Regions from separate parts of the Homo sapiens genome. Here region 1 is linked to region 2. Evidence: read pairs that join two places in POLR2A ChIA-PET (ENCODE). Cell type or tissue: Panc1. All regions are shown on one strand. Each heading gives the region's core, and the rest is flanking DNA. Links, peaks and the distances in the headings are about the cores only.

What was found. ChIA-PET counts read pairs that join two places held together with the same protein. Peaks named below come from ENCODE experiments on the same cell type or tissue, not always from the same donor. Only the 100,000 strongest peaks of a DNase experiment are listed, where the experiment ranks them.
Region 1: POLR2A ChIA-PET joins it to region 2 with 6 read pairs; 1 of 35 experiments calls an interaction of 5 or more read pairs at or near these places.

What each region holds. Positions count from the first base shown.
Region 1 is chr1:201,603,899-201,606,806 of GRCh38, reverse strand. The region is part of intron 2 of NAV1 (neuron navigator 1); the gene reads right to left. The region is part of intron 1 of LOC124904482 (a long non-coding RNA gene); the gene reads left to right. Among named protein-coding and RNA genes, the nearest start is that of NAV1, 66 kb to the right of the region's middle. In Panc1, for the core only: no CTCF peak of the experiment used is centred there; a DNase peak (open chromatin) is centred at 1,746.
Region 2 is chr1:201,499,546-201,502,453 of GRCh38, reverse strand. All of the region lies in intron 1 of CSRP1 (cysteine and glycine rich protein 1), which reads left to right. Among named protein-coding and RNA genes, the nearest start is that of CSRP1, 6.1 kb to the left of the region's middle. In Panc1, for the core only: no CTCF peak of the experiment used is centred there; no DNase peak of the experiment used is centred there; H3K27ac peaks cover 1,191 bases.

The DNA.
Region 1 (2,908 bases), core at 314-2,813, 100 kb before region 2:
GCTCAGCAGTGGGAATGTAGCCTTTGCTGGGGGCCTTGAACAGTCAGGCCAAGTAGGGGAGCAAAGCTGGAGAAAATGTGTGTGTGGGGTGGCCCCATAGCCAGCAGATCTTGTTCTGTTCTTCCCCAATGAACACAGATAATAACAAGTGAACTGCTCTACTTCAGGGATTTAAGTTAGAGGTTACAAAGAACTTTCTGTCCATGAAGAGGACAGAAATACAGAATACCAGGACTGCAGTCTTTCTAGTCCTTCTGTTTGGAGTTTGGAGACGCAAAGATGCTCTTCTGCCTGTGAAGTTCAAGGGCCAGGTGCATGGACAGGATGACAAGATGACCCGTGGCCTTAGGACAGCCTCACAGTTCACATGGCAGTAGTAGTGAGGAAAGTGCCAGCAAAATAGCATGGTTGGGTGGGTAGGTTGAGTGGCTATAAGTGCCAGATACTGGCTTGGGGACAGGTCTTCCATGCACTGTCTACCTTGAACAATAAAGACAGACCAGGTAGCCCCCTGTTTTGCCCACAGGAGAGGAGGTTTCGCAATGTGCAAGTCCTTGCCTTCACAAGGGTCCTGGTCGATCCCTGGCCACATGTCCAGAAAGGCAGTGCCTAAGTGCTCTGACCTGCTCCAGCTGTCTCACCTTTCTTCTCAGTGCCTCCCCTTTCTAAGACATCACCTGACTTCCCCTTTCTAGGTGGATCCCATAGCCATGTGGTGAATATATGTCAGGCCTTCAGAGGCTGTGAATGAAAGAGCCAGGGTCCCCATTGTGAACACAAGCCCACGCACCTGGAAATCTAACATGGTCTGGACTTCTTTCCCACTTCCTCTTTCCCTCTTTTTCCCTGCAGTCTCCCTCTAGGCAAAGCAGAAGGGATGCAGAGGCTGCTGAGGCCAACCACAGCCTGGAGATGGACAGAGCAGGGATCTCACGGGGCTCACACCCCCCCACAGTGCTTAGGCAGGAGACTGTGTTGCCCCAAATCTTGTTTATGGTATCTCCCATTCCCCCTCTCCTTAGCCCTCCCCTAGATGCAGCTGGCCAGGCATGGCCCAATTCAGATGCACCCACACCTATGGCTTATTGGAAAGTATTCTCCTTTACCTTACTTGTGCAACTATTAAAAAATCCTCCCTCATTCAGGCTGCCTTCCTGAACTGACCCACAGAAAGGGGATCATGTGACCCAGTCCCATCTGTCTAAACAAAAAATGCCCGTGGCTCTCATTCTTGCCCCTCACATGAATGCCTCTATGCTAGAGTTTATATCCCCACACACAGACAGACTGTCAGTCTCGTGACTTGTTATCTCATGAGGTCTGGGTTCAGTCCATTTGTGACACCCTCTGGGGAATCCTGAGAGTGAGCAAATTATTGCTGGCAAAACTGCACAAATGTCCTAAAATAAAGGGTCTCATCACCTCCTGCTACCACCTAACTTTTTTTTCTCTCTTTTGGCAATACTTGTTGTCATGGAGATTCTAACACAATGGGGCAGGTAGGAAGCCGGTTGCTAGGCAACGAGATGCTGGAGGTACAGGATTGGCTGCCAAGGTCTAAAGGAGCAGAGAGGATGGAGAGGGAAGGTGGAAAGTAGAGAAACACCCTAGGGGCAACACAAAGGCATGGGAGAGAAGCAGAAGACAGGATCAGGGGGAAGGAAAAAAAAAAAAAAAGCAGAAGCCAGAAAACAAGCAACCTCCCTGGTGCTGGGTCATCGTTTGTGTATGTGCTAGGGTGCCCTCAGTAAAAACAACAAAGCAAAACAAATATCCATTAATATATTTGCATAGCTGTGTTTACATTGTAGCAGGATGAATAAATATTTAGACAAAAAGAAGTTCTTAAATATCAGGGCAGAAAAATTCTGCAAGAAAATACTACATACAGGGGAAAGAGCGTGGGCTTTAGTGTCAAAAACTTGGGTTTGAACCTTCACTCCACCCCTTCCTCGATGGGTGACCCAGTCAAGTGGTATAATTTCTTTGAGCTTTGGCTTCCTTCCTTCCTTCTTTCCTTCTTTTCTTTTCTTTCTTTTCCTTTATTTCTCTCTCTCTCTCTTTCTTTCTTTCTTTCTTTCTCTTTCTTTCCTTTCTCTTTCTTTCTTCTTCTTTTTTTTTTTTTTCTGACAGAGTCTTGCTCTTCACCCAGGCTGGAGTGCAGTGGCACGATCTCGGCTCACTGCAACCTCCGCCTCCCAGGTTCAAGCGATTCTACCACCTCAGCCTCCCGAGTAGCTGGGATTATAGGTGCGTGCTAGCATGCCCGGCTAATTTTTGTATTTTTAGTAGAGATGGGGTTTCACCATGTTGGCTAGGCTTGTCTCGAACTCCTGACTTCAAATGATCTACTATCCACCTCGGCCTCCCAAAGTGTTAGGATTACAGGCGTGAGCCGTTGTACACCCGGCCCATGAGCTTCAGTTTTCTTATCTATAAAATAGGAATAGTAGCCAGGCACGGTGGCTCACACCTGTAATCCCAGCACTTTAGGAGGCCAATGCAGGAGGATGACTTGAGTCCAGGAATTCGAGACCAGCCTGGGCAACATAACAAGATCACCACCTCTACAAAAAAATTAAAAATTAGCTAGGCGTGGTGCCACATGCCTTTAGTCACAGCTACTCGGGAGGCTGAGGTGAGAGGATCCTTGAGCCTGGGAAGTCAGGGCTGCAGTGAGCAGTGATCGTGCCACTGCACTCCAGCCTGGTGACAAAGCGAGACCCTATCTCAAAATAAATAAACAAAATGAGAATAGCAGCATGTATCTTACAGGGTTGTTTCAAGGAAAAATGAGATGAAGTGATGAGCTCAGGCACAGAGTGGGAGCTCAGGAAGTGCTCAATCACACGGTTATTTTTGTTGGCCTTCTGTGACCAACCATTTGTTTTTATCTTAATCACCATTA
Region 2 (2,908 bases), core at 151-2,650:
AAGACTTGGCTCTGAGCCCTGACCAGCCCAGCCCCCTCCTCTCTCTGCCCTCAGCTGCTCTCTGGACACTGGGGCGTGGAGGCAAAAGCCGAGCTGCAGATTGGAAGGGATGCCAGCCCTCCTGTCCACCTGGCAGATACCAAGCAGCTCAGCTAATGCGAGGGAGCTAGATAAACATCTGACAGGTTTCTACTGGAGCAAGTGGATGGGGACTTTAACCCTGTGCCGTCAGTCACTCTTTGGCCCTAGGGAATAAATGATTTTGGAATGGGAGAGATGGGATTTTTCCACTGTAGAAATAAAGATATGGGATGGTTTTGAAGGGTTTGATAAGAAGGGGCTTGCCTTCAGACACTGGTGGCTGGCAGTTAGGGATTTTACATCTCTGCGATGGTTCCTTCAACCTGTCACCTGAGCCAGACTTTATTTATTTATTTATTTATTTATTTATTTATTTATTTTGAGACTGAGTATTGCTTTATTGCCCAGGCTGGAGTGCAGTGGCAAGATCGCTGCTCACTGCAACCTCCATCTCCTGTTTCAAGCAATTCTCATGCCTCAGCCTCCGGAGTAGCTGGGATTACAGGTGCCCGCCACCATACCCGGCTAATTTTTGTATTTTTATTAAAGATGGGGTTTCACTACATTGGCCAGGCCGGTCTCGAACTCCTGACCTCAAGTGATCCGCCTGCCTCAGCCTCCCAAAGTGCAAGGATTACAGGCGTGAGCCACCACACCCAGCCGAGCCTGACTTTCATGAGATTTGGGGTGACTGAGAGTCTGTGACCTTTTTCTTCTCCTTTTGCTGCTGCTGTAAGAGCTGCCACCTTGGCTTTCTTGTCTCAAGGCTGAGGATCTGGGTACAGTCCTAACTGGGGATCTGGGTACAGTCCTAATGGGACAGCCAGGCTAGGAAGATGCAGCAGCAGACACAGCAGGCTTCTAGCCGCCAGCCGTTTCAGGAAAACAGCTGACCAGGTGTTTCCAGCCATTCAGTAGAAAATTCAAGCTCTGTTCTCTGTTGAGATGGTCAACAGAGTGAAATGGGACATCACAGACAGCTGGGGGGAGCTAAACCCCAAAGAAGGGCAAGTAACTTGTCCCAGACTCATTCGCTGGGCTAGCAGATGAATCAGGAGTTCCTGGCCCTATTTGGCATGGTACTTCTTAAGCCTCGCTCCTTCCATATGTGGACTAGCTACATGTGGATGGCTGGCCCACATCTAGCAGTGTGGAGTCGACGTATGACTGGTCCAGTCGTGTGAGTGGTAGTCAGAGGGGCGGGCACTTACAGTGTGCTGGCCATCACTTCCATACCTCCTCATTTAATCCTTACAGCTGAATTTTAGGGAGTCCATATACGGTCCATTTTAGAGACAAGCAAATTGACACTCAGAAAGGAAAGTAACTTGCCCAAGATCATTCAGCTAGGAAGGGGTAAATCCATATTGATCGAATCCCAGCTCTTGTTTTCCTAACCATTGACCTGTACAGCCTGAACTCTGACCTTGGGAACTTCTCTTGTCCCAGCCTTCTGCAGGGCCTCTGTGCCGGAGAGCTGGGAAGGCAATTAAGAAGGAGCCAAGTGTCCCTCTAAGGCACTCCATGAACTCTGAGAAACAGGTTTCCTTTTAAGGCAATTCGGCCTCCCTACAGGCAGAATTTGGCTGTTGGAGAGAAGGGCAGAAAGGGAGGAGGTGGAGTGAAGACTGAGCCCTGCCTGTTGCCAGGGTTCCCTCCAGCTGAGCCTCTTCCCCACAGGCAGGGTCACCTGGAGGGGTCCTCTTGTGGGCAGAGGGGGACAGGACCTCATCCACAGGCACTGCCTGAAACCCTTCCTGGCTAGGGATAGAGTCATCACTTTTCATCTCAAGGCAATAGAGCCCTGTCCTTTCACTGGGCTCTTGAGGGGAGACCCCCCACCCTCGCCCTAACTAAATGACCAGGCTCAAAAGAGCAGCCTGGCTAAGAGACGTCCTGAGCAGATTTTCCTTACTGGCAGGTCCTTGGGTTTCACCCATTTCTCCGCCCATGTTCTTGATTCCCTGGGGCCCTGCTGGATGTGGGCCCCTGACACGGAGCCAGGGAAAACAAGGGGAGGCCTGTATGGAGCTGTGGGTCTCCCCCAGAGGGAGAAGGGCTTTTGTGTCTGTAACAAAACAGTGCTTGGAACTGGCTCCCAACCATGTGGCTAGGGGAATTTTCCTCCCTTAGGGGTGTTCCTAGGGGCCTGAGTATGTCCCCTGCTGGTTCAGGGGGTTGGAAAAGGAGAAGGCCGAGGAAGAGGGCCAGCACTGATGTATTGTATGCCTATCATGAGCAGCCCCTCTTAAATATGCAAGGGCCACAGCATGGTGACTGGGACCCAGAGGATTCAGAAATAGATGAGCTTGCATTAGAATCCCAGGTCTATCTCTTCCAGCTGTGTGACTATAAGCAACTTGCCTAACCGCTCTGAGCCTTGCTTGTCTTGTCTGTAAGGTGGGCATACATTCTTTATCTTCGGATGATGAGGATGAAATGAGATGATGTGGCTGGGAGCAGTGACTCATGCCTATAATCCCAGCACATTAGGAGACCGAGGCAGGCAGATCACTTGAGGTCAGGAGTTCAAGACCAGCCTGGCCAACATGGTGAAACCCTGTCTCTAATAAAAATACAAAAATTAGCCGGGTATGGTGGTGGTGGCGGGCGCCTATAATCCCAGCTACTCAGGAGGCTGAGGCATGAGAATTGCTTGAACTCAGGAGATGGAGGTTGCAGTGAGCAGAGATTGTGCCACTGCAGTCCAGTCTAGGTGACAGAGTGAGACTCCATCTTGAAAAAATAAAGAAATGGGATGATGCAGATGAGCCATCTGATGCATAGTAGGCATTCAGTCCATGGCAGTGTGGGTGCCATGGCTGAG